Regions from separate parts of the Homo sapiens genome. Here region 2 is linked to region 1. Evidence: chromatin loops called from intact Hi-C (ENCODE). Cell type or tissue: ascending aorta. All regions are shown on one strand. Links, peaks and the distances in the headings refer to the core of each region. The heading gives the core; the rest is flanking DNA.

Evidence for each region. Hi-C counts contacts between places; a loop is a spot of excess contacts. Peaks named below come from ENCODE experiments on the same cell type or tissue, not always from the same donor. Only the 100,000 strongest peaks of a DNase experiment are listed, where the experiment ranks them.
Region 2: it touches region 1 in a loop (4-fold over the local background); 13 of 110 quality-filtered maps call a loop at or near these places.

What each region holds. Positions count from the first base shown.
Region 1 is chr5:150,125,221-150,140,113 of GRCh38, forward strand. PDGFRB (platelet derived growth factor receptor beta) reads right to left here. Exons shown (of 23, transcript NM_002609.4): 2 at 11,788-11,833; 3 at 10,335-10,658; 4 at 9,530-9,796; 5 at 8,661-8,788; 6 at 8,366-8,540; 7 at 7,530-7,722; 8 at 6,759-6,874; 9 at 5,319-5,442; 10 at 4,537-4,748; 11 at 1,300-1,394; 12 at 225-357. The coding sequence starts at 11,827. Among named protein-coding and RNA genes, the nearest start is that of PDGFRB, 23 kb to the right of the region's middle. RefSeq lists enhancers at 2,570-3,071, 4,708-5,318, 6,991-7,160, 10,326-10,837, 10,838-11,347 and 2 more. In ascending aorta, for the core only: a CTCF peak has its summit at 4,908; DNase peaks (open chromatin) are centred at 4,901, 7,311 and 7,794; H3K27ac peaks cover 6,163 bases.
Region 2 is chr5:150,169,681-150,184,399 of GRCh38, forward strand. CDX1 (caudal type homeobox 1) reads left to right here. Exons shown (of 3, transcript NM_001804.3): 2 at 13,088-13,233; 3 at 13,794-14,719. The coding sequence ends at 14,000. Among named protein-coding and RNA genes, the nearest start is that of CDX1, 10 kb to the left of the region's middle. In ascending aorta, for the core only: no CTCF peak of the experiment used is centred there; DNase peaks (open chromatin) are centred at 7,520, 10,731 and 11,041; H3K4me3 peaks cover 843 bases; H3K27ac peaks cover 6,599 bases.

The sequences.
Region 1 (14,893 bases), core at 634-8,633:
ATCCCGTCTCACAGGGTCACAGGATCATAGAACCTCAATGCTAGGCAGTTCCTGGGGGATGGTCTTGCTCTCATTGTACATAGTAGGAGATGGAGGGCCAGAGAAGGCAAGACACCAGCCCTAGGTCTCATAGCTAGTCATGGCAAGGCTGGGACCAGACCTCAGAGAGTCTTCCCACCCAACTTGAGTCCCCACACTGCCACATGAGGCCTCTCAGGACTGACCCAGCACAAGCTGGTCCCGCGGCAGCTCCCACGTGGAGTCATAGGGCAGCTGCATGGGGTCCACGTAGATGTACTCATGGCCGTCAGAGCTCACAGACTCAATCACCTTCCATCGGATCTCGTAACGTGGCTTCTGGAGGACCAACCCCAGGAATTAGTTATCAGAGGGAGTCTCAGGCCCTGAGCCCCATTAGGTTCGTCCGTCTAGGACACATGGGGCAGGAGACCCTGAGGCCCAGAGAGGGGCAGGGGCATATTTGAAGTCACACAGCAAGTGCTCAACTGAGCCAAGGTCTTCGTGGGCTCGGAGGGAACAGGGACCAAGGGGCCCCAGAGGAGGCTTCAGGACTTGGCAGACTGAGGAGCAACTGGCAGCTGAGGGCCTGGCTCATGAGAACCTCCTCTCTAGCTTCTCTCCCAGCCTTCGCTGCTCCTCAGATGGAAGTAGTAGAGCAGGTGACCCCAGAAAGTGACACCAGGTAGGGTACTCGGCTGGATGCGGATGGCCCTCCCCAGTGCTGGGCAAGTCAGAAAGATGTAAGCTTAGAATGTTGACATCTTAAGGTGTTGGAACCACAGGACTGGAATTTTAGAAAGATGGGATCATGAGGTGCTGTAATCCTGATTCAGGAAGCTTAAAATGTTGGAATCACAGAATGGTAAAATCTCAAAGCAGAACACTGAAATTACAGACTAATAGGATCAGAATGCATTTCAGTAGAATCACAGGTTCTCCATGGGTGAGACCTGGAAGAATCCTGGAGCCCATGCAGTCCACCTCAAAGGTCCCATGCTCCATGGCTAGGATGAGAGGAATGGTGTCTCAGCAGGACCCGGGGACTTAATGACACAGTAGGGGAAGGGAATCCTGGATAGCTCGGGCCAGGCTCAGGTTGGCCCAGACTGCTGGGGGTGGAGGAAGCTGAGACAGCCAGCGTCACAAGTCCCCACCTGAGTTCCATGCTGAGCCCTGCATGTGGCCAGATCACGCAGCATTCAAGGAGGGCAGAGGGGTGGAATTTATGCAAAATAATGATGTGCCAGTCTTCACCCACTGGGCCAGGGAGGGGCTTACCTTCTGCCAAAGCATGATGAGGATGATAAGGGAGATGATGGTGAGCACCACCAGGGCCAGGATGGCTGAGATCACCACCACCTTAAAGGGCAAGGCTGGAGGCAGAGATGAGAGCAGGCCATGAGCAAACTGGGCAGCTACCCTCCCCTCACCCCATCTTTGGCATCATAGATCCCTCCGTACACATCCTGTCCAGAATAGAAGCGCCCACCTCCCCATCAGCCTGCAGTGTCAGACCCTCAGCATCTCGCTCTAGGCCACACGTTCAGACTGTCCTGTAAATACTCCATCCCCTCAGTAACTACCCCCACTCAGATCACTGCTGGCCTCCACGTCCCTTCAGCCCTGCCAGTCAGTCTGGCCTTGCTGCCAGAGCTCTGGACGGGGTGCAAATCCTGTTCTGAGTTCCTGTCCATTGCCTGGACCTCCCATTAGCCCTGGAGCCCCTGAGGGCTGGGTTGTGGCTTACCTCTCCTCTGAGTCCACACCCTTGCTGGGGCTGCCACAGCTCGGTCAGACTCCAAGCTCCATGCCTGACCGAGTGGCCGGTGGACTGAGTGAGTGGCCACTGAGGGAGCAATGGCTGAGACCCCCAGCCTGATGAATCCAGACCTCAGCACGGAGGCCACTTCTCCCCACTTCACCCAAAGGGCCCAGTTGGGGTTGGAGTGGTGACGGTAGTTAACAAAGTGGGGCTCACACTGGCCCTTACAAGCCTCGAGTCTCCTCCACCCTCAAGGCCTCAGCCTCTTCGCTGTACAGCTTCCCACTCTCCTCATCCAGCCCCGCCAGACCTGCCTCTCCCCTGCCCTGCCCTGCTGGCCACCCATGAGGTCCTATGGAACTCATTCCCTCCTCTTCTGTCCCCAATCTATGCTTCTTTGCTCCCTAGGGAGTCCTGTCCCACCTCCTCCTCCCCATCCATTGCTATAACCTCAGTCCCTAAAACCACACCTGGCACATGGTAGGTAGCTGGTACTATTTGTTGAATTACTAAGTGAATGCCATTGTTATGCTTAAAATCTTTGGATGGAGGCTGGGTGCAGTGGCTCATGCCTGTAATCCCAGCACTTTGGGAGGCCAAGGTGGGCGGATCACGAGGTCAGGAGTTCAAGACCGGCCTGGCCAATATGGTGAAATCCCATTTCTACTAAAAATACAAAAAATAGCTGGGCGTGGTGGTGGACTGCTGTCATCCCAGCTATTTGGGAGGCTGAGGCAGGAGAATTGTTTGAACCCGGGAGGCAGAGCTTGCAGTGAGCCGAGATCACACCACTGCACTCCAGCCTGGGCAACAGAGCCAGACTCCATCTTAAAAAAAAAAAAAAAAAAAAAAAAAACTTTGGATGCTTCCCCATGTTATCAGTAAAGGAAAAAGGCCAAACTCCTAAAATGGCACATAAGGCAGAGGCTTCATGACTCTACCTCTGCTTCCCTCTCCAACTTCGTCTCTCACCCCTTATCCATTCTCCCTTACCCTTACCTATCCTCGCCATGCCTTCCTCCTCAGGGTCCCAGACCAACATCCCTCTTCTCCTCCCTCCTCCCGCTCATCACACATCTCGGTCCTGGGAAGGAAGCCTGCATCTTCTAGGCAGCCATCGCTGGAGGCATGAAGGAGCCCTCTTGCAGCCATCCTAGGCCCTGTGTGCTGGTGCTCAGCTTCCCGCTCAGGCTTTAGTCACACAAAAGTGTCACATCTGCCTTGGCTCAGAGCTGGTCTTCCACTCAGGCTGTCCACACTGTCTGCCCAGATACCCACTTGCTCAGAGAATGTGTATGCATGTGTGGGAGCATGGGTGAAATGAGGGGATGAAAGAAGCCCACCCATCCACCACAGGGCAGGGGACAGGAGGCAGCTCTAGACAGGCACGTGCCTGAACATGCCCAGGGACCTGCATACACAGAGACCAAGATGCCTCACATGGCCTTTGGAGCCCTGCCTGCTCTAGATCTGCCGACCCCTGTAGCTCCATCCCATAGCACTTCCTTCCCCTTTATCTGCCACCCTTCCAGCCCCTAAGTATCCACACACTCGATCCTCCAGCCAGATTGAGTTGAACTCTTTTCATTTCTAGGAACTCATTTTGCCTCTGGGCTTTTACACAGGCCATTCCCTCTGAGTGGGACACCATTCCTTACCAGGCTAACTTCTAGTCATTTTTCAGGTTTTCACCTAAAGGTTCCTTTTCTAGAATACTTTCCTGAATCCCATAGCTGGGCATGGGACCCCTTCTCCCTCCAGGCTTTGCCCCTAATGTGGTGATCCCGGAGGGAATTGCCAAGTTCCTTGTCTGCCTTCTCTCTCTGGACTATGGGTACTAGGAGGTCCAGGCAGGGCTGAGCCCTTTGACCTTTATACTTCAATGAGAAGTTGGGTCCTCATATTTATCGAATGAAGAAGAAAGGTGAATAAATGAAGCACACTCATACAGGTGCATGTATGCATAAGGACGGGCAGCTAGATACACAAAAGCATCAAGACACTGGTAGGCATTGTTCATACGCACAGAAATTACACGTGTATGTGTACCTGCTAACAGATGTACATTGTACAGCAGGCACATGTGTACGGGAATTATGCTTGTACACTTTTCTAGAAAGGTGTGCTCCAATTATATGCTTACAGACATGCACTATGCCAGTTTGCATGCATGCAAAGGAATTGTACATGCATTGCTTGTACACATGTACAGGAATTGTGTACCCACCGGTACATGCATACAGACATACACTGTGGGGTTTAAACAGATGTCTGGGAATTAGGCATGCTCATGTACATGGCTTACAAACACGTGGTGGGTTTACATACATGGACAGGCATAGTGCACAGGTGTATGCTTATACACATACACTCTAGCTTTACAGGAGTGACTGGAGATTGGGCATTCTTCAGTAGACGATTTACATATCTACACACAGAGGATTTGCACCTATGTTCAAGGAACAGGCATGCTCATGTACATGGCTTACGACATACATATAGTATATGTACACCACACTGAAGGATATTCATATCCATGGCTTACAGACTTGTGTTTGTACACGTGTGTACCCATATTGTGTTTGCCAGAATGTGTTCCTATGCATGTACACAACAGGGTTTCACAATGCTCCTGTTTGCCCCTGGGCATGCTAACTCCTTTGGCCTGCTGTGGGTACATGGGCACATTACCAATTAGGCAGGATTAAGGTAGGGATTGGGATCGTCAGGGGCCACTGAGGCTGGGGACTCACAGTGTGGCACCACGATGACCTCCTGCGTGTCCTGGCCCACAGCGTTGCGCAGCGTGCAGCGCACCGACAGTGGCCGATCCACGTGCTGCAGACGCAGTGTGCTCACCACCTCAAACTCCTGCTCCTCCTCCCAGTACGTCACGTTAGTCTCCAGCTGGCTCTCCTCTTCGGAACTGTTCCCCAGCAGCGTGGGCGGCAGCTCACGTGGACACCTGCCAGGAGAGCCGGTAGGGTTGGCTGCCAGCCCCTTCCCCTTGCAGACAGGGAAACTGAGGAGAAACTGGTGGAAGGAGGCAGGACGTGTCCAGTTCCTATGTCCCACTGCCTGTTTCCGAGCGGGCTCCTCCTGTGCTCCCTCTACTGGTCAGCAGGGGGTGCTCCCATCCCAGAACTGACAACGTGGATTGCAAAATCCATTCTTATTTGACCCACGGGGTCACACGGCGTATGGGGTAGAGGCAGAACCTGCACTGAATCCTGCCTCTGTCCACTGCATTAGAATCGACCTGGCCAGGAGTGCAGAACTGATCTACAGGGCGGGTGAGGTCTCTGGGGCTCAGACCCTGCACTTTGCTAGGCCAAACTGCCCAGGGGTAAAGGTAAGGAAAAGGGACCATTTAGGTCATACAGAGTAGGACCAAGGAGGTGGTGACCTGGCCTCCTAGGATGCAACTCTATGCCCGGAACAATATGCCAAGAAGAACGGGCGGGACTAGATAACCTTCACGAGCTTTTTCTAGCCAGCTGGGGACACTGGGAGACTGAGGCCCAGGTCTGCTCACCTTTTGAGGTCTCTGCAGGCAGACCAGATGATGTTCGGCTGGGGCATGCCCCGGCCACGACAGCGGACTGTCTGTTCCCCACTGTCAGGGTGGCTCTCACTTAGCTCCAGCACTCGGACAGGGACTGCATGGAGAGAGCACTGAGTTAGGAGGCGGGAGGGTCAGGACAGTTAACAGGACAGGTCCTCAGGGGAGGACCTGGCCCAGAGACTCTCTTGGGGGAGGAGGGCTGTAGACTGCAGGTGAACATTAAATACCAGGAATCAGTGTGAAAACCGATGGGTTCCCTTCTGGGTACTTCAAAGGGAACGCCTCAGCAGGGTGCTAGTCTGTCTTTAACACCTCTCTGAGACTTGCTAATCTTCCCTTTTAACAAAGGGAGGCTAGGCCTCAAGCTCAGAACCCTGGGCCACCAAGCTCATGAAGCCAGCATTTAATAGCATTGTTTGGTCTTCTCTGAGTTTATTTTAGTGGTTGCTTTATATTTATGACATGTGATGCCGATTTTCCACCTACAATAGAGAGGTTACATTTTGTCTTTCAAAATAAATTTGTTTTTAGAAAGTCAATTAACAAAACATTAAGTCATTATCATGTCATTTCTCTGCTCAAAACCCTGCCATGGCTCTTCATTTCGGTCATAGTAAAAGCCAAAGTCTGCACCAGGCCCACAAAGACCTATGCGATTTGCCCTTCTCCCAGCCCCCACTGCCCTATCCCCGTTCTGACTTCATCTCCCACCACTCTCCCCAACAGCCCTGTTCCAACCACACAAGCCTTTCAGTGATTGCTCTGGCCTTTGCACTGCCCGAGGTACCCTTTCCCCAAATATCCACTAAGCTAATGTCCTCACCTTCTTCAGGTCTTCATGCAAATGTCACTTCCTCAGCCCTGATCACTGTATCAAAAATGCAACTCACACCATCACTCTGTGCCCAGCACTCTCAACCTTCCCTACCCGGCCCCTGTTTTTCCTCTCCCGCAGTGTTAGTTACCTTCTAACCTATGTAATTTGCTGGGGTTTTCCTCCCTACTGTTAGTGTTTGTCTTCCCCTACTTGGATGCAAGCTGCACAAAGGCAGGGAGGGAAGTTCAAGAACCTTGAAGAGACAGGCATATGGTAGTTGCTCAATAAATACCTATCGAGTTAATAGTACAGTATAAGTGGAATGTGAGAAGGGAAAATCATGGCCTTGGTACCTAAGTGCCTGAAGTTTTGGAAACACCAATCTAGCCAGATGGCCTCCTTATACAGCTGGGGAAACTGAGGCCCAGAGGCCAGGTTCACACGGCAGTGGGTCAGTGGCCTAGAATCCATCTCCTGAGTTCCAGGCTCCCTCTCCCACTCCTCCCATGGGTGGGTGGACAGTGCAGGAAGGGAGAGGGAACGGGGGCAGGGAGGGGAAGGAGCAGGGACATGGCGAGGGGCGTGCTCATCACCATTGATCTGTAGCTGGAAGGAGAGCTGGACCTCAGCATCCTCATGGAAGGCCCGCATGGTGTAGTGGCCAGCCTCTGCCACCTTCACGCGAACCAGTGTCAGCTCTGACACATACCTGGGGAGCAGGAAAGGCAGCTGTCAGAGTCGGAAGGACTCTTACAGTTCTCCCCACCCTCCTGGTATAAAGAGGAACAAGGCCCAGGGAGGGGAAGGGCTTGCCAAGGTCATCTCGGCATTGGTAGCAGAGCCGGGACTCAAACCAGGTCTCGTAAATCCTCACCCACAGGCAGTTCCCCTAGGCCAAGAGGGAGGGTTGAGATGAACTGTGGGTGGGGGTGGGGAGCATTGAAGGAAAGTCCTATTTCTCTCCCCTTCAGAAAGGTGGACACTGCTCCATCCTAACCTACCACAGTCTCTGTCAGCCAGCAAATCTCCAGCCTCAGGGATACCACAGGCCATGAGTGGCCTGCCTGGCACCCTCTTCCCCAGTCATCTGCCCGTTTACTTCTTGGCTGCTACTGCTGGCCCCACCCATCACAAGGACAACTAAACATCTGGGTGATCATCTGACCGGCGACTGTTTCCTCCACTAGACTAGAAACTCTAGGAGGGATGAACTGTCAGCTCTGGTCGCTGCAGCATCCCCAGCACCTGGCACCTAATATGCTCTCAGAAAGCTGGGCCTAGGTTTGTGGCTGAAAGCCGAGGGCTGCCTGGCGGCTGCAAAGAAAAATAACTTCAAGAATGGGATGGGAGAGCGAGCTGCTCACCGGGTCTCCGACACGTTGCGCGTGGACAGGGCGATTTCGCCAGCGCTGGAGTCGCCCAGGGTGCGGTTGTCTTTGAACCACAGGACAGTGGGCGGTGGGTAGGCCTCGAACACTACCTGCAGTGTCCGGCTCCGATGCAGCTCAGCAAATTGTAGTGTGCCCACCTCTCCCAGGAGCCGCACGTAGCCGCTCTCTGCAAGGGGTGACCGTCAGGGGCGGGGCCCTGGGGGCAGGGCACCAACTGAATCCCAAAGGAGGCCAGCCTGTGGGGTGGGGCTTCAGGCCTGGGGACCGTGCCAGCCATGGAGTTTCCGGAGCTGAGGTTGAAATTGGGCTGGGGACAGGGCCTGGAGAAGGGGCCGAATTTGGGGCTAATATGGATGCTGGGGCCAGCTCCCAGGTTGGGAACAGAGTTGTACTAACAGTTCTCTGTTCTGGGTCAGTACTGTGGCTGATGCTGGGACTAGTGATAAGGTTGAATTTGGGGATGGGGCTTCCCGGACCTGGGATGGCAGTTGGGCTTGGAAGTCAGGTTGGGGCTGGGGCTCTGGCTAGTCAGAAAGTCTAGGTTGAGATAGGGTTGGATTTGGGGCTGACACTACATTTTGGTTTGGGGTTTATCCTGGAATTGGGGTTTTGGTTGGCACAGAGGCTAGCTAGGGCTGCACTGGAGTGTGGCTGACTATACCCCGGGGCTGTGACAGGCACTGGGTCCAGCTCAGCCCTGATCACTGTATCAAAAATGCAACTCTCACCATCACTCTGCACCCAGCAAAGTGGGTGAGGGTGGGGAGCGTTGAAGGAATTGGGGATTGGGCTGAGCCCAAGGCACACACCAACCACGGTGATGTTGATGGCCTTTTCATCCTGATGGTCATTCACACTCTCCGTCACATTGCAGGTGTAGGTCCCCGAGTCTTCTAACTCGGCACTGGGGATGTGCAGGATGGAGCGGATGTGGTAAGGCATATCCAAGAGGAAGTCAGTCACCGGCTCCACCAGCCGCCCACTCTGCAGCAACAGGTTGGGCAGGCCCCCCAAATCAGGAGGGGCCGGGGAGAAATCAGCCTGCAAGCCAGATATCCACCCGTTCCTGGCCCCTCCTCCGACCCCTGCCTGGCCCCACATTACTTCTTTGCGGGGGTATGTCCACTCGAAGTTGACCACCTCATTCCCGATCACAATGCACATGAGGGTGATGTTCTCACCCTGGCGGACCACAGTCTGCACTGCGTTCACAGAGACGTTGATGGATGACACTGGTAGAGAGAGATTGGCTTAGGTCTGGGGAAGTCACCACCAGCCACTAGCACTTCAGCTTGGGGATAGGGTAGGGGGCTAGAGAGGGAAAGGATGACTGATGTAGAAGATTCATTCATTCAACAAATATTTACTGAATACCTACTACATGCCAAGTACTATTCTGGACACTGGAGCAACAGTAGTGAACAAAGTGGACAAAATCTCTGTTCTTATGGAGCTGACGTTCTAGAAGGGATAACAGTCTGGAAATCAAAGTACCCTCTGGAGATCTATGTACAGGAGAAATGTATTGAGCACATAACATGTGCCAGGTACTCTCCATCTTTTATTTAATCTTCACAATTGATCCTATGAGGTAGGCAGCCATTGTTATCCCCACGTTACAAGAGGGGAAGCAGGCTCAGAGAGATTATGTGCTTTGTGTAAAGTCACTCAGACAGGAAATAGCAAAGCTGGGATTTCGACCCAGCTGGCTCTGAAGCTTGTGCCCTCACCGACCATGTTGCACAGGCCAGCTCTGCCACTATCGAATTCTGCGACAGGGGACAAGCTCCATCCTCTCTCTGCGCCTGAGTTTCCCTCTTCTGTAACATGGGGAAAACACTATCTTCCTTCGAAGGCTGTGGTGAGAATCCACTGGGAAGTGGAGTCCCACACTTTGTAAACTGTAAAGGGCTATTCCTCTGTGGAGGGTTATACTTGCCTCTGCTGAGCATCAGGCCAGAAAGGGGGCTCACCCTGGAGTCTGTAGACATAGTAGGCATCAGAATCCACCTCCCTGTCCCCAATGGTGGTTTTGCAGATGTAGCTTCTGTCCTCAAAGATACCAGAAAAGCCACGTTGGTGATCATAGGGGACAGGCAGTGCAACGTCCCCTTTCTTCTCGTGCAGTGTCACCACCAGCTGTGGGTCTGTTACTCGGCATGGAATGGTGATCTCAGTTATTTCCGTGAGAAAGATGAATAGTTCCTCGGCATCATTAGGGAGGAAGCCCACGGTGGGATCTGCCAGGAGTGGAGCCGTGAATAAATCAGGGGAACTGGGTTTCTGGCCATCCCCTGAATTGCTGTGTGGCAAGTCATTTGCCATCTCTGGCCCTCTGTCTCCCCGTTACAGAATAGGGATGCTCCCAGAAGAGCATAAATCAAATGTTAGAGCTGGTCCCTTCCAGCTCTAATGTTTGATATTGACAGTGCCAGGGTAAGAAAGAAGGCAAGTCACAAGTTGAAATGCAGCTGATATCTGGAGCTTGGAGAATGGGGAAGAAGGGATGTGGGGTCAAGAGGGAGCAGATTGGAAGCAGCTGAGAATATAGAGTTCTTGGGAGGCAGGAATAGGGTGACTGGCAGGGAGCAGGCAGATCACCCAGACCAAGGAGTGGGTGCGAACACACTCCCCGACTGAGCCAGGCTGGTTCCATGATTGTCTGCTTTTCTAGGATGGCTGCATTTCACAATAAACTAAAGCACTCTCTGGACTTCCCCTGATGCCTCCAGTTGACAAGAGGGGTAAGGAGTGGGCACACAGGCTGGGAGCCCTTACCTGGCACAAAGATGTAGAGCCGTTTCCGCTCATCGGTCTCCAGTCCACGGGAGTCATTGTGGGTGCAAAAGTATTCTCCCGTGTCTAGCCCAGTGAGGTTGGTCAGTGTGAGCACGCTGGAGAAGGTGCCATCCTGGGCCTTGGCCATTTCCTGTGGGGGCTCCTGGGACATCCGTTCCCACACCACCGGAGCTGAACCCGAGCAGGTCAGAACGAAGGTGCTGGAGACATTGAGGACAAGCTCTGGCCCCGGGGGTGTGACGACCAGGCCCTGAGAGATCTGTGGTTCCAGAAGTAACAGGAGAGACAGCAACAGCAGCTCGCCTTTGGGAGAGGAGGTATCAGACATCAGGAAACAGGGGCTTCAGCACCTCTCCCAAGGCTGAGCCTGCGAGGAGGCCACGTATGCACAGCCCTCAGGTCCTTGAGGAGCACAGCTCCTTTATCCGACAGACTGGGGCTCTCCAGCCATGGCTCTGAGGACCGCTCGCCCAGCTCCAAGGCCCCAGGGATTCCTCTGGACTGCCTCTGTCAGTCCCGTTAGACCCCAGCCTCTGAGTCCTTCAGCAGTGCCATGTGTAGGCAGTAGGCACCAGAAGGGGCCAGGAAATCCTCGGGAAGCAATTCCCTGGCCTCCAGTTCCTGCATTGCTTCCCAGGTCACTTTCTGAGCCTCTTCCCTACAGCTCTCTGCCCCCTCCCCCGACTGCCCAGGTTCTGCCCAAGGCCCAGAGGTGGCTCTGGGTGGGAGAGAGATGGGAGGGAGGGGCTTAGGTAGCTCAGAGGGGGGCCAGAAAAGATGCTGAGGCCCTTTTGGGCTGGAGGGAACTGGGGTTGGGGGTGTGTGTGTGTCAAGTGATTGGTCCCCCTCCACGACATCCCCTGGAGAAGGATTTTTCAGGCCACGCCCTCCATGCCCCCTGGTGATACAGATCAGGAGGGGAGGTGGGCGGTCAGGCAGCCAGTCCATCTTATGGCCAGCTGCCGGGCAGGCTGCTGGCTGGTCATTAATTGCTGGGTCAGTCGCTCAGCCCCTGCAGAGCTGAAGACATGTTAACGGGCAGGAGTGAGGGGTGGGGTGTGCTGAGAAGCCCAGCAGGGACCTGGAAGCTCCCAGCCAATGAGGGGTCCAAGCCGAGTGCCACAGATCCACCAGACCGAGGATAGGAGGCCAGGGGTGTGGGCCAGAAGGTGGGATGGGGTCTGGAGGGCCAATCAAAGGATTTGAGCTGATGGTTCTGGACAAGCAGGGGCCCACTGACGCTTTCTGAGCTGAAGGGCTGGCAGCTGGAGGCCTCCACAGAGCCCACTGGAAATCCTGAAAACTAAAGCTGAAGGGCAGGGCAGTGTGCCTGGTGCTTCACGCCCTGCCACCAGCACACATCACCCCTGCCAGCTCCAGGGTTCCACTCCGCAGCCCCCCGGGTCCCCTACCTTATCTCCCATCTACCCACCTTTGAGGGCCAGAGCTGGCATCGCACCCGGAAGCCGCATGGTGTCCTGCAGAGTTAAACAGGAGTCAGGGCCCAGGGCAGGTGGAGGCAGCGACAGGGGCTATCTCACCACCTGGCTCCTGCAGAATGAGCCCCAGCTTGGGCCACCCAGCCTTCATGTCCGAGGGGCTGAAGTCAAAAGCCACCACGTCCCAAGCCTGAAAGGGCACTCATGACCACAGGCTGTCTCCTCTCCATCCCGGACTTAGCCTTGGGGTCCTGGCCTTTGCTTTGGCTCTGCTTGTGACTCTCACGTGGCCTCGGCTGCGTCCCCAGACTCTCTCTGTGCCTTAGTTTCCCTGTCTGTACAGTGAGGGAGGGGAAGTTGGGCTGGATGGTATCCAGTAGCCTACCAGCTCTGACAGCCTGTCCTCCGGGTGACAGTTCCAATACCAGGCTCTTATCTGCCAGGACAAATATTTGGGAAAGTGTGATGAAAGGGATGGGAGGAGGAGGGGGGAGGCCAGAACCCAGAGAACTCCCGCAGCTCCACAAGCACAACAGGAAATGGAGGAGGCTGTGGGCTGTGGGAAGGGAAGCCGGGGAGCCGGGGCTGTGGAATGTGGGAGGTGGGCCTGGACACCTTTACTCAGCCCAGAGCATACAGGGAGGCCCAGGGGACAGCGGCTAGGGGCTGGGCCCAGGAGAGGTCCCATCGAGCAGCCAGGCCTCACAGGTCCTTGGAGACCAGTGAAGCCAGGCTCCCCCCACCCCCACCCCCAGGGTGCAGATGGGGAAACTGAGGCTCTGAGAAGGTGAGAAGTTTACCCAAGATTCCACAGCAGAGCCTGTCTGAGAGGGAGACAGAGAGAAAGAGACCTGGAATGATAGAAGTAGAAAGAGACAAAGACACAGAGACAGAGAGGAGGTGCCCAGAGAGACAGCACCAGAGGCACTAAGAGACAGAAGCAAGGACAAAGACAGAGACAGAAGCAAGGACAAAGACAGAGACAGAAGCAAGGACAAAGACAGAGACAGAAGCAAGGACAAAGACAGAGACAGACTGAATGGGGTGGCCCTTGCTCTCCTCTATCTTGGAAGACACACCTCAGGTCCCAAGAGACCACCAGGAGCCAAGTATGCCAAGAGTCTGCCTGCAGCATTGGCAGGAAGGACGCCAGAGGACAGGGGTCGCAGAGCATGAGCTTTGGGAGGTGACGGCATGATGAGGCAACAAGGAGCCTCCTCTGGCTGTGGGGCTGCCCAGCCTGGCCTGCCTCTGAAGGCCATGCCCAGCTTGCCCCTACCTCCCCATCTCACCCCTTTTAGTTTTCAGTTTAGGTCTGCAGACCGGGTTCAGGCCCCAGCATGCCACCTCTTGTGCCATCGCTCTCCCTGTGGCCTAAGTCCCCAGCTCTGGAAGTGGATGATGGTGAGTACCTCACCTACCAGGGCTGCATTCACATGTCAGGGGTGGGACATAGGCAAGGCTCCTCCCGCCTATGGACCCCCAATCTTAGCTCTTCCCAACACCCCAAGAAACAGTCTGAGCAAATCAGCTCTTCTCCTCCCTCCTCCCTTTCAGACTGCCTGCCTGAAGGTCTCCTCGTTTCTTCCTCTCCCCTCTCTGAACTGCTCCTGACTCAAAGCCCAGCCCTTCTGACGCCCCCTCCAGCCTCTGCTCCCCACCATTCCTCTGCCCCAGCCCCTCCAGCTGGATGCCAGGCCTCCTTGGTCAGGAGGGAGCAGCGCCAAGGCGGAGCCAGCAGCCCCCACAGAGGCCCATCTGCCCCTCCGTCGGTGCCCCTCTGGCTGCCCCCTTCCTGCTAGAGATCTCAGCCAAAGAAAATCATTAGCAGAGGCTGGGGGAGGGGGTCACTTCAGCTTCCCTGCCCCTCCTCTCCCAGTCTCCCTGGCTGGCCACACTGTTTATTATTCTAAAGGAGGAATTTGGCCGGCTGGCCAGGAGAAGGGAGGTCACTGCAGCGGGGCTGGCCTGGCTCTGGAAGGCTGGGCTGGCTATGTGGGCTGGGCCTTCATGGCATGCAGCCCCCGACCCTCCTCCCATGTGGCACTCCATCCTCTCCCCTTCAGGCTCTCTTCTGCTGGGCCTGGGGCTGGGGGTGGCTTAGAGACTCTGAGCTAGGAGGTATGCTTTTTGAATGGGCAGCAGAGGCCCAGAGAAGGACAGAAGCATGCCCCAGTCACACAGCAAAAAGGCAGATTCAAGCTGTGGGGAGAGGACAGGCAGGCAGTGTGGATGCCGTAGGGAGGTTGTAGGCACCCCAGGGATCTCGGACTGGCTTTACTATGAATAGAGCAATCAGCTCCCCTCATAAGCACCCTGGGACCCACTGTGAGACTGAGCGAGTCTCCAGCCTCTCTGAACTCTGCGTCCCCATCCATATAGAGAGGTTGGCAGGTGTCATCTCAAAGAGCTGTCCCTATGGTGAAGCTCTGCCTTTCTGACAGGCCAAAGAGAAGATTCTAGTCACCACGAATCTTACCGGGGTGTTTTGAGGAGGTGGGGGCTAGTAAGCAGGAGGGGGCTACATTCCTGAGGCTAGAGTCACATAAGAATCCACCAGCCATCTCATTCCACGAAAGGAATTTCCATGACTATTCAGCCACAGACTTGCTGTGCGGGCTTTGACAAGTTGTTTCCCTCTCTGGGCCTCAGTTTCCCCATCTATACAATTAAGAGTTAGACCAAGGCTGGGCATGGTGGCTCATGCCTGTAATCCCAGCACTTTGGGAGGCCGAGCCAGGCGGATCACGAGGTTGAGAGATCGAGACCAACCTAGCCAACATGGTGAAACCCCGTCTCTACTAAAAATACAAAAATTAGCTGGACATGGTGGCAAGTGCCTGTAGTCCCAGCTACTCAGGAGGCCGAGGCAGGAGAATCGCTTGAACCCAGGAGGCGGAGGTTGCAGTGAGCTGAGATCACGCCACTACACTCCAGCCTGGTGACAGAGTGAGACTCTGTCTCAAAAAAAAAAAAAAAAGTTAGACAACAGTGTTTCAACAGTGTTTCAGGGGACTTTCCGCTGGTGACGTGGAACCCCAGGAGGTGGCAAGGAAAGAGTGGTAGGGACAAGAGGCTGGAGGGCCAGGGAGGGCAGAG
Region 2 (14,719 bases), core at 6,720-14,719, 51 kb after region 1:
CTGCTGTCCAGGACAGCTGAAGGAGGATCAGTGCATGCCACTGCCCTCCTAATCCCCACTGGCACTGGCCACCAGGTCTTCAGCCTGCCACCAATCCTGGCTAGCCCCCTTTTGCCCCACTTCTGAGCCTCCAGCATTCGAGAGTGGACAAACTGGACAGTTAGAGACCACACATGTAGACGAGGGAACCAAGGTACAGAGACTGTGAAGAATGTTCCAGTTTCACACAAGCGGGGCTGAGCTGGGCTAGATGTCAGAAGAATTGGTTTAGAATTTTCCTATGGTTTCCCATCATATGTAGGATAAACCCCACATTCCTTCCTGAGGTCTACAAGACTACAGCATTTGCACCTGCCTGCCTCCCTGACCTCATCCCCGGCTGCTCTCACCTTGGCTTCCAAGCTCTAGCCATTCCAGACTTCTTTTAGTTCCTCAGACCTGCCAAGTCCTACTGCAGATCTTGTGCACATGCTGTTCTCTCTTCCAGGAAAGCTCTTTCCCCTGATTCTTTGCAAGAGTGGAACCTTCTTACCCTTCAGATCTTAGTTTCATCATCACCTCCTCTGTGAAGCCCTCCATCATTTCCCAAAGTGGACTCCCCACTACACCCATCACGAATCTTTGCTGTGTTTCCTTCAGAGCACTAATTCCAATCTACTCACTTCCTTACACTTGTTTGTATGTTGTCCATTCCCGTGAGGTCCAGAACTATGTCTGCTTAACCCACTACTGCATCCTGGCACCCAGCTCAGTGCATGGCATTTAGTAGGTGCTCAATATATTTTGTTGAGTGAATGAACAGGGCAAGTGTGAGGGACAAAAGGCATCTCTGGGGAACAGGGGAGTGGGTGAGATCTTGGCTTTCACACAGGTTTCTGAGGTCCCAGCCCTAGGATTGGGACCTGTGACTGTCAAGCCAAGCAGTTCAGGTCAATGGAAACCTGGCTGCCTCTGTCTCTCCACTTGGATGGTACCCCAACTCACCTGGGGAAGTGGGGTTGCTGAGGCTGGGACTAAGACTTCAGTTTCTTCTAAGGAGGGGGCAGTGACAATGGGAAAGATGAGAGAGAGGCTGTTGGGCTTCAATCAGTCTCCGATTCCAAAAGACAATATTAATCAGTTATGAGTGATCAGCATCATTTGACTGAGGCCAGGATAGGAAATGACTACAAGACGTTCTTTTTTTTTCCTTTTCTCTTTGCATTTTCATGAGGAGGGTTTTAAATATCATCATTTTCATTAGGATGGTTACGCATCATCCTTCCGTGGAAGGCTCAGCCTCCAATTCCTTTGAATAAAGCTGCTCCACAGGTTAATGGCCCATTGGGGTGGCTGAGGTCTCAGGACTGGGGAGATGTTCACGTGGATGAGACTGTGGGAGCAAGGTTTAGATCTTGGTCCAACCCTGTCAACTTTCAGATGGGGAAACTGAGGCCCATGAAGGATATGAATCCTCCCCTCCCCCCACATTGCAGGTCCTCTCCCTTGGCCCATTGCCACAGCCACCAACCTGCTGTCTCACCTTCAGCCTTTCTGTACTGCTCCAGCTATCTTCTAAAACCATTGCCATATTTACCTTCTCAAGGCACATGCCCTGCTCAAGAGCATTCTGTGGCTCCCTACTGACATGGAATTGCCATTTCATTTTATGCCATTTCTTTTTTCTTTTTTTTGAGACAGAATCTTGCTATGTCACCCACGCTGGAGTACAGTGGTGCGATCTCGGCTCACTGCAAGCTCCGCCTCCCAGGTTCACGCCATTCTGCTGCCTCAGCTTCCCCAGCAGCTGGGACTACAAGCGCACGCTGTCATGCCCGGCTAATTTTTTTGTATTTTTAGTAGAGACGGGGTTTCACCGTGTTAGCCAGGATGGTCTCGATCTCCTGACCTCGTGATCCGCCCGCCTCGGCCTCCCCAAGTGCTGGGATTACAGGCGTGAGCCACCGTGTCCGGCCTTTTATGCCATTTCTTTGTTGTAAAATCCAGCTCCATTTCTATGGCAATCAGAGCCTTCTTGAGAACTGGCCTCAACCATCTATTGAAGCCATTCTCCTGCTACTTTGCCTAGATAAGGCAAGTTAAGAGCCAGGGCTTGGGAGTCTCAGAGCTGGGATTGCATTTCCATAAGAAGCTGTATAGCTTCGGACAAGTTAATTTGGATCATTTCTCGGAGCCTGGGCTGCTTCTGCTGTAACAGGATAATAATAGGATTGCATCTCAGAAGAGATGCCTGTAAAGCACCGCCCTGCCGCTGGCACACAGTAGGTGCTTAGGGCATCGGTGCCTGTGACCACCTCTACCAGTCCTCAGCAGGTGCACTGGAGCACACACCTCACACTCCCAGCCTCTCTAGTCTGGTCCCTCGGCCTGCATTGCCCTCCCTTCCCTCTCCTGCATCTTCACCAGCTCAAATGCTGCTCCTTCTCCGAGGCTGTCTCCTGTAGGAAGCCCTCCCTGATTCCTCCTCCCAAGCACTGTATCAGGCCCTTGTTTTCATGACACTTACCACTGCCTGTCTACTTTCATTGTCTTGTTTATCCCTGCCACTGACCATCTGTAGTCCCTCAAGGACCAGTCCTAATCAGTCCCATCCTCACCCTGTCTTGCACATAGTAAGAGCTCGTGATAAAGCAAATAACTGTGGCATTGGCTAAATCTTTACTGTGTGCCAGGCACTGTGCCAATAACTTTGCATGGGTGATCTCACTTAAGTCTCATGATAGCCCTGAGTGGTGTAAGGATCTAGTATACTCATTTTATAGATCAGGATAATGAGGCTCAGAGAGGGTAAGGTGGCCTGCCCAAGCTCATACAGCTAGGACATGGCAGCACAGTGTTTACACCCAGTCTACAGCCCAGCAATCGTCTGTGAAATAAAGACACACTCACGAAGGGGAGCCTGAGACCCCCCCTTCCCCATGGGCATCCCAGCCAGGTTGGGGGGAAAGGAGGCCAGGCAGGGGATGTACTGTAAGAGGCTGGGGGAGGAGGGGGCCCAGCAGGGGCCTGGCTGTTTAGAACCGATTCTCCAGGCAGAAGCTACATTTGACACCTCATCGCTCAGATATAGCTGGGAAAGGGAATGACCCAGTTAGAAGGTGGCAGAAGGCTTTTTTTTGGTTGGGTGTTTTCTCCCTGCTGCTTTGGCAGATATTGCTGCTCAGAGCTTGGGGAATCATTGTGAAGGTCCAAAATGGTTTGTTAGCAGCAGGGTCTGGTGTGTCCATAGGAAGTTATCTTAATGGGCCGGCCTCTCAGGTTTTTGTGTTGGAGCTCCTGGGATATGGAAACAACATTCACATCTGGAGTCAAGGCCGTCACCATGTTAGCATGCCAGACCCTCCCCATGCCACGCTCACCCCTCAGGCTTGTGGGGGCACCCCACATGGATCCCCCCCATCAACAGAAAGAGGGAGCAAGCTAGGCTCCACACCCTCCCATGGCTTCCTTTTGTTCTTGAAACCAAATCCATATCCCTCTCCTACAGAATCTGCTGGCCTCTCCAGCCCCATCTTGTGCCTCTCTCATTCATTCATTCATTCAAGCAGGCAAGCAGTAATATTCTCTGAGTGAGTGTCTTCTGTCCTGAACTTGCTCCTAGGCATTGGAGATGATGGCCTGAACAAGGCAGACGGGTCCACCTGCATGCAGAGAGCTGCCCTCTCTGCCCTCACTCTGCTCCTCCCTGCCTGGGGGCCTTTGTACCTACTGCTCACTCTCCCTGGAATGTCTTTCCCTGTTCATGACATGGAAGCCTCCTTCTCAACCTCAGGTCTTGGCTTAAATGTGGCCTGTTCCTGGAGACCTCCCCCAGCTAAGTAAAGTAGCGTTCTTCCCCTCACCTCACCAGTCGGTTTAGCTCATTGCTCACTTTCCTTCCTGCTGCTAATCCCAGTTTGTCATTATTTCATTTGTTTGTTTTTAATCTACCTCCCCTGCCATGAAGGAGATAATGAACTATTTATCAAATAAGTACTAAGCAGTTATTATGGTAATCATAATGCGAACCAGCATCTATTGGGTGCTCAGTGTGTTCAGCATTTTTTCAAATGCAAGATTTCTGTCCCCGGAACAGCACATTTCTTCTCCATCAAATGAGTGGCTGGACTAAGCTTTAGGAGCAATGGAGATGGACAGAAGGCTGTGCTTTGGAGGCTGAGCCACCAGCTGCTGGAGTGGACTTGGGGAGCAAGGGAGACAGGACTGAGAGGTGCCACCTTGGCTTTTGATCTGAATGGCTGGAGGATGGAGGTGCTGTTTATTGAGTTAAAGAAGCAGAGGAAGTAGCAGGTTTGTTTTATGTATTCACCAAGGATTCATCAAGTACTCACTGTGTGTGTCAGGCACGTGATAGGTGCTGGTGAGCTAAATGGCATGGCCCTACCCTCAAAGAGCATTCAGGGAGCCAAGGCCTAAGGGGAGGGTCTTCACCAAGGTCACACAGCCAGCTAGGGGTAGGAAGGGGCTGGAGGCAGAGCCCCTCACTGCAGCCCCACCTCGAACGTGAGACTTCGGGAGCCACACCTACAGTGGAGTAGCAAGGGCTTCACTCTCAGACTAGTCTAGTGGAAGATGGCCAGGGGGGCAGTGGCCTGGAAACTCCACCAGGAAACAGTTCAGAGAGGCCTCAAGTTCTTCGGCCTCAGAGAAGACCTGAAGGGATGCAGTTGCTGTTTGTAAATCTTAAATGGCTGTCTTGGGCTCAGGGTGCCCCTGTGGAAAAACTCAGGAAGGATATAAATGGGTGGCAGATGCAAGAACTGGCTGCTTTGCAGCTAGTAGGCGTGTGCTGCAGTGTGGGCGTCCGGACCCTGGTAGGAGTTTGATCTAGCAGCGTTTGTCCAGTAGGACTTTCCGCCAGGATGGAAATGCTCTGTATCTGTGCTGTCCAGTAGGCAGCCACCAGCTGCACATGGCTGTTGAACACTTGAAATACAGCTAGTGTGACTGAGAAACAGAATTTTATATTTTATTTAATTAATGTGGCTAGTTGCTGTCATATTGGACAGTGCAGAAAAATCTCTCTCAAGAGTTCCCAGAATGGAAATCCATTCTGCATAAGCTCCTTGTTCTTGCATTGAGGAATCTCTCCTGCCTTTTTTTTTTTTTTCCTGAGATGGAGTTTTGCTCTTGTCGCCCAGGCTGGACTGCAATGGCGCAATCTCGGCTCACTGCAACGTCCGCCTCCTGGATTCAAGCGATTCTCCTGCCTCAGCCTCCAGAGTAGCTGGGATTACAGGCACACGCCACCACGCCCAGCTAATTATTGTATTTTTAGTAGAGACAGAGTTTCATCATGTTGGTCAGGCTGGTCTCGAACTCCTGACCTCAGGTGATCCACCCACCTCAGCCTCCCAAAGTGCTGGGATTACAGGCATGAGCCACCTCGCCTGGCCTCTCTCCTGCCTCTTTCAGCTTCTTTGTCTCTGTAGTATCATCATCATCATCATAGTTTTTATTAATAAGTACTTTGTTAAGTAGGTTATTACTTTGGTCTCCATAACTACCATATAAAGAAAGTATTCATGTCTTCATTTTAAAGATAAATAAACTGAAACTCAAAGAGGTCCAGCAACTTGCCTGGGGACATACCACTGGCACATGGCCAGACTGGGGGAGAGCCACCGGTCTCTGTCTGACTCTAAAGTCCCTTCCTCTTTGTTACCTCCCAAAGCTGGGTCAGATTGTGGACCTTGATGAAGAAGATAGGGCAGCAGATGATGCAAAGGTGGCCCTGGAGGAGGAGGGTGCAGAGATGATGAAGAACTCTAACTAGGAAGGAGGGTGACAGTGGGGAGGAGAATCTGGCTAAGGCTGTAGGACTCCCAAAATGGCTGGCCTGGCCATTGTCCCCCTTTCCCCGCTCCCATGCCAGCTTCATCCCTGCTCAGGGCTTGAGTGAGGAACCATGATATTAGCAGCCGGGGACTGCCAGATCAGCCAAGACAAGGACCCAACTGTGGGTCAGGCAGAAAGCCTGATGTCCCAGGAAGGGTATCCATCCATTGTAGAGCTGGTGAGGTTAGGGCACAGTGGAGAGCCCTCCCCCTGGTGGTACAGATGGGGAAACAGGCCCAAATAAGGGATCACATGTCCAGCTGGTGGGCCGGCCAGATCTCCCCACTCCCAGGTCAGTGTGTTCTTGGCCCTATGGCTCCCCATTAGGCGACATTCCTCTCTCTCACGAGGGACTCCACCAACATGCTCACTTCTGCAAATAGCTGTTTTCTCCTTTTTGTCTCCATAGCTTTTTACCCTTTCCAGACTGCTCTCACAGCCATTCTGTTCCCCAGGCAGGGGAAGGAAAGCCCAGGGAAATTCAGTCACTTGTCAAGTCCTTCAACTAAGATGACCAGGCTGGACCACAGTCCAGGTCTCTGCCACCAGGCAAGGTCTAGAAGCTCGCCCCAAACACCCAGCCTTTCCCAAACCTCAGTAGAGTGTGACGCTGCTACAATTTAGGCCCCTCACCAGAAGTGCCACCACCTCTGAGCTGGCCCACAGCCTGCCACCCTTGCAGCGCTCCTACAAGTATTATCTGGGGTGAGATCAGTCCTCCTGAGCCCCTCTTTCCCACCCTTTCCTTTGCCTATTGGCCTTGCAGTCATCCACAGCAAGTGACCTATAAGCTCTCTGGACTTGCTTCCTTATCTTGGAAAAGGGGGCTCTTTGCAGTAGCATTCTATGGCTACCCTATTCCCACCTCCCCTGAGCCCCCTCCTGCCAAAAGCCCTATGCCCTTCGTTTGTCATTCCTAGGCTGGCATCACAGACACGGGTGAGCTCCCCATCGCCTGTTGCTGCATGCAGTGTGGGTCTCTGAGGGACTTGGCTGGAGGGCGTGTGGGGCAGGTGCTCCCTGTGGGGGTTGCCTGGGGTGGCAGGCAGCAAGGTGGCAGGGGGGGCCAGGAGGTCTGATCTTTAAGGGAAGGCTCAAAGCTGCACAAAGGGCTCAAAACTGCAGAGTCTCGAGGGCACTTGGACTGGTGCACAGGCTAAACCAATGCCCAGAGGAGAGGAGGAACTAATTCTAGGCCACACAGATGGCATGGAACTGGGACCAGGACCCACTGACTTTAGCTGGTGGTTTAGAATCCACAGGGGCCTCGTTAAAGATGACAGAGAAATTAGGATGTGGTAGATCTGGAGTGGGGCCTGGGAATCTGCATTTTCAGCAAGCCCTTGTGTGTACAGACGTGCATGCCTGTTTGCATGTGTGTGTTGGGGTTAGGATCTTGAAGCACAGCCAGCTGGGGCTGGACCACCCAGGGAGGAGTCACAAAGGTTTTCAGAGCTGGATTTGTGGTCCAGGCCTTGGGGGGCCAAAGCTGGTCATCCACCAGGGCCACACACCCGGCAGGAAGAGGGCAAAGGAAGTGCTGACCTAGGGGCCATTTGATTGTGCTGGAGCAGAGGCCACACTCTGTCCTTGCCTGGCCCAGGCTGGATGGGGAGCCCCCACTGCAGGCCACTGTGGCTCCTGTCCCCATCCTCCCCCCGGGCAGGCCCAGTGTCTAGACTCTCAGACTGAAATTGGTCTTAGAATTCTTTCAGCTACAATAACAAACACAATCAGAGAATCAACAAACATTGGGAGGTTCACGTTTCCAAGTTGGAAGGGACCTTATAAGTAAACGGTCATTTCTAGCAGACCGCCCATTGCACAGATCCATTCCCTGGCATTCCTGCCAGATGGTCATCCCACAACTGTTGGAAATGAGTAAGATCTGCCCTTCCCCATGCACCTCCTGCATGCTAGACATTGTCCATCTATCTCAAGTGAGCCCCTGTATGCCGCAGGGTTGGAGAGAACTACAAGAAACCTTGTACCATTTGATTGATAGGTTCTACTGCTGTTTCTGAGGCCAGATAGACCTGGTTTTGAATCCCACCTGCCTGATGCGTGGTCCTCTCTGACCCTGAGTTTTCTCATCTGTAAAATAGAGTGATAGTTGCCCAACTCCACGGGTCATTGAGAGATGTATACAAAGGGCCCAGCACATGGATGTGTTGGCTATTATTAGAATATTAATTTTCCCCATTTTACAAATACAGAAAATGAGGCTCAGAGAGGTGGGGAGACTGTCCTAGGTTACCCAGCCAGTGAGCAGCTGCACTCCACAACCCCAGAGGTTTAGTTTTAATGACATCCAGGAGCTCTGGGCTGGAACTCCTGACTGCCCCGAGACACCTCTGGAGTCACAGAGTGTACCTCTGTTGGGCTCCACAGCCCCTCTCCAGAGCCCAGAGAAGGGTGACAAGGTCTGTGGGCCAGGTCTTCACCGGCAGCCTTGCCAGGACAGAGAGGAGTAATTATGGAGCTAAAGCCCAACCAACCACACGTTAGGGTCACCTGGAAAACTATTCAAGTACCAAATTTTGAGACCCATTCTAGCGCCACTAAATTTGAATTTCTGGGGCCAGAATCTGCACTGTGAAAAAGCTTCCCAGGCAGTTCCAAGGCTGCTGGTCAGGCACTGGGAGCCATTGGCCTGTACCGTGCATGCATTAGGGGACGGGAGTTTGCTACCTCTCATGGTGGCCTAATCCACATGGATGGGACATTCTGCGCATCCCAAAACTGGAGAGAGAAAGCCTCCCATTTCGGTGAGTTACCCAAGGCTCTTCCCCTCTGTGCTCACCCCTGAAGAGCTGAGGGGGCTCCCCATTCTCCCTCCCACCCATTCACACTGGCATCTGGCCCAGAGGATTACTTATTAGGTGGCTGGGAGTGGCCCGCCCCTCAGCAGACACCTGTTATAGGAGCCTGGACTTCCCCCTTAGCTCCAGCGTCCCAGGGGCCTGTAAATAATTCATCCCCAGCCCTCTCCCCACCCCACTGCTCTCACACACCTCCCTGCCCGCTCCTTCCCAGGCTCCAGAGGTATCTTGGGGCAGTTGGGAGTTCCAGCCCAGAGCTGGGACTGGAGCCCAGGGCTCCTGGGGCTGTCATTAAAAATACAAATTAACACATACACTTGATAAAGATTTAAAAAACCCAAAGTCTCCCTCCTACCTGTGGCTTTCCAACCTCCAGTGCCCTCTCCAGAGGCAGCCCCTATTACTGGCTTCTTGTATATTCTTTCAGAAAGAACTATGTTTGGGTATGTGTGTGTCTCCCCCATTTTTATACACAAATGGTAACATACTATTTACACTATTCTGTCTTGCTTTTTTTTTCACACGTCTTAGAAATTGTTCCATACTGGGATATATGGGGTTTTGAAATTTCTTTTTAATGACTGCATAATGCTCCTCTCCACGAATGCACCATCCCTTCTCTCACCAGCTCCCTGCTTGTACACGTGTACATTGTTTTTTGTCTTGTGTTATCAGAAACAGATGGAGCTTTGGGCAGCTCTTGGTCGGATCAGTTACTGGAAGTGGGATTCTTCGGTCAAAGGGTATGTGCCTGTTAAATGAGGCTAGATATCGCCAAGTTGGGCGCTAAGGAGGATGTTTCAGTTCTCACTCCTGGAACAGCATATGGGATTCCCTGGTTTCTGAGCCACACGGTGTGATAGCAAACATTTTGTTCTTTGGCAGAGCCATTTTCTTGCACGAAAATTGTGTGTTTCAAGCAGCTCCACCAGAGAGAAGTTGGCCAATGGGTTCCTGAGCCCACCAGCTCCTCTCCAGAGCCCAGAGAGGAGTGACAAGGCCTGTGGGCCAGGTCTTCACTGGCAGCCTTGCCAGGAGAGAGAGGAGTAATTGTGCAGCTAAACCCTATCTCCATCTGGTCTCACTCCTGACCCCCTCCCTTGTGGAAGAGCTGGGCCTGAGGTCAGAAACCTGAGTCCTGGTTCATACCATGACCAGTCAGGACAGCCCTCTGCAAGTGCCCTTTCTGAGCCCATTTCCCCCCACCTATGAAATGGCTCTCATGGGTCTGGGCTTGCTCGTCAGAAGAGGCAGGAGTGGGTGCTAGGACTCTAAGGAAAAAGCACCTTCAGGACCACTGCCTGTCATCCCTAGGCGAAGGTCTGGGTGGGCAGGGAGCCTCATGCCCTACCTCAGGCCTGTCCTCCTGGGGGTGGCTGTGAGTCCTCTGGGCATTTTAAGGGCCCCCAGCCTGGGGCTCTCAGTAGCCTTCCCTCACCATGGTCTGGGCTCTCCTTTCCCAGAAGTAGCAATGGAGGGGTGGTCTGCTATTTAAGCTTCTGTTACCAACACTTTGGGGGCTCCATGGCAGGCTCAGTGGGCCCTAAATTTGGCAGCATGCGGAATTGTACCCTGGAGAGGCAGCAAGAGCTCTAGGGCATGGGGCATGGCCTTGGGCAGGCCCGTGCCTGCCTGGGCCTCAGTGACCCTGACTACACAGGGAGGTAGGACTGGAAGGGCTCACCAGGCCTCTTCTTTGGCCCTCCAGCTGCCATGCAACCATTGTGAACCCCGATCTCTTCCTCAGTAAAGTGCGAGGAGACTAAACTCTCACAACCGCTTCCAGCTTTAGCCCAGTGAACCCAATGGGTCTGTGGATTCAGAGCCATGTTGGCCTCCAGTGCTGGTGGCATTAGGCAGAACTGTTTTTGAGCCGGCGTTGCATTTTCTAGGCCAAGGAGGGGCCCAATCTGGAGCCAAGGCCTGGGCAGCCACTCCCTTATCCCTTTCCTGGGGCCAAACCTGGCTGAAGTCCGAGGCTATCCCGTGCTATGCTGGGCAGCGGACTGAGGTCAGTGGACATGGAAGCGTCCAGTGTGGTTCCTCTGCTCTGGCAGGAAACCCAGGGAAAAGCTGCCCAGGAACATCTGCTGCCTCCCATTCTCCACAAAGCCATTTGGCTCACGGAGAGCCCAGTGGCTGTCCTGCCAAGCTGCGTGGGCTTGGTGGAGGGGGACAGGCGTCAGAATGGGGGCGGGTGAGTGGTTAGTACAGGGGTGCTGAGGGACAGGCAGGGCCAGGGCTGAAACCCAAGAAGATGAAGGCTGGGCTGTGGTGGGGACACTTGCGAGAGGCGGGAGGGGTTGATGGTCTTTCAGAGACCCGCCATGCCCTGGTGGGAGCGTGTGCGGGTCTGGAAGTGCTTGCGTGCGCCTCCTATTTATAGCCACGTGCTCAGCTTCTTATAAAGGAAACTGGTGCTTAGCCAGGCCCCACACAAGCCCAGGCCAAGCATGACTCTTAGTATTCTCTCCAGACAGACCTCTGATCCCAGTCCCAAAGAAAGTCCTGACATTAACCTCAGCTGGTCCTCAAATCCAGCTCTGGGCCCCAGGCTGAGCCTCATAAAGAAGCCAAGGCACCGCCCTCTCTCCTGGGTTACGGCAGCTCTCCCTGCACTTCCCCTTCCTCTTGCAAATCTGTTCTCCATGCAGTAGCCAGAGTAATATTAAAACCTACATCAGACTTCATGTCTCCTCTGCTCAGAATCCTGCAATGGCTCCTGTCCCAGACAGAGGAAAACCCAGAGTCCCTCCCCTTGTCTCCTGTCCCGTCCCCCTTCTCACTGCACCTCAGCTCCACCAGCTTCCTCACAGCTCCTCACTGTCAGACAGCAGGCAGACAGCAGGCATGCCCCACCTCGGGGCCTTTGCACTTGCTGTTCCCTCTGCCTAGAAGCCTCTCCCCAGATGTCTGCATGACTCTTTTTTTTGTTTATTTTTCTTGAGACGGAGTCTCACTCGATCACCCAGGCTAGAATGCAGTGGTGTAATCCTGGCTCACCACAACCTCCACCTCCCAGGTTCAAGCAATTCTCCTGTTTTCCCGCCTCAGCCTCCTGGGTAGCTGGGATTACAGATGTATGCCACCACGCCCGGCTAATTTTTGTATTTTTTAGTAGAGATGAGGTTTCACCATGTTGGCCAGGCTGGTCTTGAACCCCTGACCTCACGTGATCCACCTCCCTCAGCCTCCCATAAAGTGCTGGGATTACAGGTGTGAGCCACCGCGCCTGGCCCTACATGACTCTTTCCTGTACCTCCTTTACACCTTTGCTGAAATTCCCCTTTTCAGCAAGGCCTTCACGGCCCATTCTATTTAAAATCACAGACCACCTCCTCCCTAAATTCCCAGTCCTCCTTCCCTGCCTCCTTTTCTTCTGAAACACTTATCAACTAGTGTATCAAATATTTTATGTTTATTTTTCTTTTCATCATCTCCCTCCCCTAGAAGCTAAGCATCACGAGGGCAGGGGTTTTATTTTGCTCAGTGCTGTAGCCCAGAGCTTGGCTCACAGCAGGAGCTCAGTGAGGATCTGTGGGATGAGCTGCATCTCTCCTGCCCGGTGCCTGGACACAGGGGGATGTGTGGACGGCTTGGGCAGACCAGCCTCCGGCCTCTGGTGCAGGCCCAGCTCAGGGCTTGGTATCGTGAGCCAGAGCCTTTGAGGTAACTGGCAGGTCCTAGGGGTCCAGCAGCAGCCCCAGTCCTCCCTGTCTGATGTTGAGGCCATCCCCAGGCATTCGGCAAGAACTAGGGAGCCCACACCTGGGACAGTTCCAGATTCTTTCTGCTTCCACCTCTACCTGTGGTGGCTCTTCCCTTCTCTCTTCTCTTGCACAGGAGGAAGGAGCAGCTGCCATCTCATTAGTCTTGATCACCCTTGCCTGCCCGATATCCCCTCCGTGTCTCCAGCATTCAAACCTATCTGATATCTGACCACAGAGTGGAGAGTTTGTTAAAAATGCAGATTCCACCCCCAGGCTTTCTGACTAACTGGTCAGGGATGCCCAGAACCTGTGTTCTTCACAAGCTCCTGGAGAATGGCTGCTGTGCAGCCACATCTGGAAGCTGCTGGTTTAAAGTTGTTGGAGCTGGCCTTCAGAATAGGGCTCTGGGTCAGGAGACCTGGGCTGAAGCTGCAGCTCCGTCAGCAGCCTGCTGTGTAACCCTGAGCTGGTTGTTTTGCCTACCTCACTGCCTCCCTGATGGGCATGGGAGGAGTACTTGCCTCCCAGACTGTGAGTCTGTGGGTCTGAGTCTGGGAAATGACTGTTTCCCTTGAACCTGGAGTGTATGTCTCTCCCCACCTCAGGGTCCTACTTCAGGGAGCCTGGATTGTCTTCCTCCTGGGGGTCCTGCCTGGGCCTTTTTTGTAGCCTCCTCCTCTCAACTCACCTTCCTTCCCGGCTCCTTCTGCTTCTCAGGTAAGACTCGGACCAAGGACAAGTACCGCGTGGTCTACACCGACCACCAACGCCTGGAGCTGGAGAAGGAGTTTCATTACAGCCGTTACATCACAATCCGGCGGAAATCAGAGCTGGCTGCCAATCTGGGGCTCACTGAACGGCAGGTGTGTCTGTCTTCCTATCTCAGCCATAGGAGCAGTGCGAGGACTCTGGTCTCCAGGCTGCCAGGCAGAGTACAGAGCTCAGTAGAAGGAAAACAGAGAGGTTGAGTCTCCAGGCCATTGTCACACAGCACAGCAGAAACTGAGGTGCTACCAGCACCCTCCCTTAACAAAACCCAGTATCCTTGCCCCCAAAGGCAGGGGTAAGGGGATCTGATTAGCCACAGGCTACAGCAGGCTATTATTAGTGCTGTAGGAGGTGCACGTGCTATTTACATTAGGGGAGCAGTCACAGGGATAACAAGGAAGGCTTCCTGGAAGAAGTGTGGCCTGGGAAGATGGAGAGGGGGAAGGTTACAAAGAAGGGCATCTCCAGGGTAGGGGTGCAATGTCTAGAGGGGGAGAATGAATTCAGGGTCCATGTGGTCTGGGAGGCTGGAGAGGAGATAAGCCACAAAGCCACATGGAGAAATAGGGGCTCACTGTCCTCGTCTCTCCTTCTTGCACTCTCTCTTTCACTCTCTCCCTGCTGCCCACTCCATCTCTGTCCTCCAACCCCACAGGTGAAGATCTGGTTCCAAAACCGGCGGGCAAAGGAGCGCAAAGTGAACAAGAAGAAACAGCAGCAGCAACAGCCCCCACAGCCGCCGATGGCCCACGACATCACGGCCACCCCAGCCGGGCCATCCCTGGGGGGCCTGTGTCCCAGCAACACCAGCCTCCTGGCCACCTCCTCTCCAATGCCTGTGAAAGAGGAGTTTCTGCCATAGCCCCATGCCCAGCCTGTGCGCCGGGGGACCTGGGGACTCGGGTGCTGGGAGTGTGGCTCCTGTGGGCCCAGGAGGTCTGGTCCGAGTCTCAGCCCTGACCTTCTGGGACATGGTGGACAGTCACCTATCCACCCTCTGCATCCCCTTGGCCCATCTGTGCAGTAAGCCTGTTGGATAAAGACCTTCCAGCTCCTGTGTTCTAGACCTCTGGGGGATAAGGGAGTCCAGGGTGGATGATCTCAATCTCCCGTGGGCATCTCAAGCCCCAAATGGTTGGGGGAGGGGCCTAGACAAGGCTCCAGGCCCCACCTCCTCCTCCATACGTTCAGAGGTGCAGCTGGAGGCTGCTGTGGGGACCACACTGATCCTGGAGAAAAGGGATGGAGCTGAAAAAGATGGAATGCTTGCAGAGCATGACCTGAGGAGGGAGGAACGTGGTCAACTCACACCTGCCTCTTCCTGCAGCCTCACTTCTACCTGCCCCCATCATAAGGGCACTGAGCCCTTCCCAGGCTGGATACTAAGCACAAAGCCCATAGCACTGGGCTCTGATGGCTGCTCCACTGGGTTACAGAATCACAGCCCTCATGATCATTCTCAGTGAGGGCTCTGGATTGAGAGGGAGGCCCTGGGAGGAGAGAAGGGGGCAGAGTCTTCCCTACCAGGTTTCTACACCCCCGCCAGGCTGCCCATCAGGGCCCAGGGAGCCCCCAGAGGAC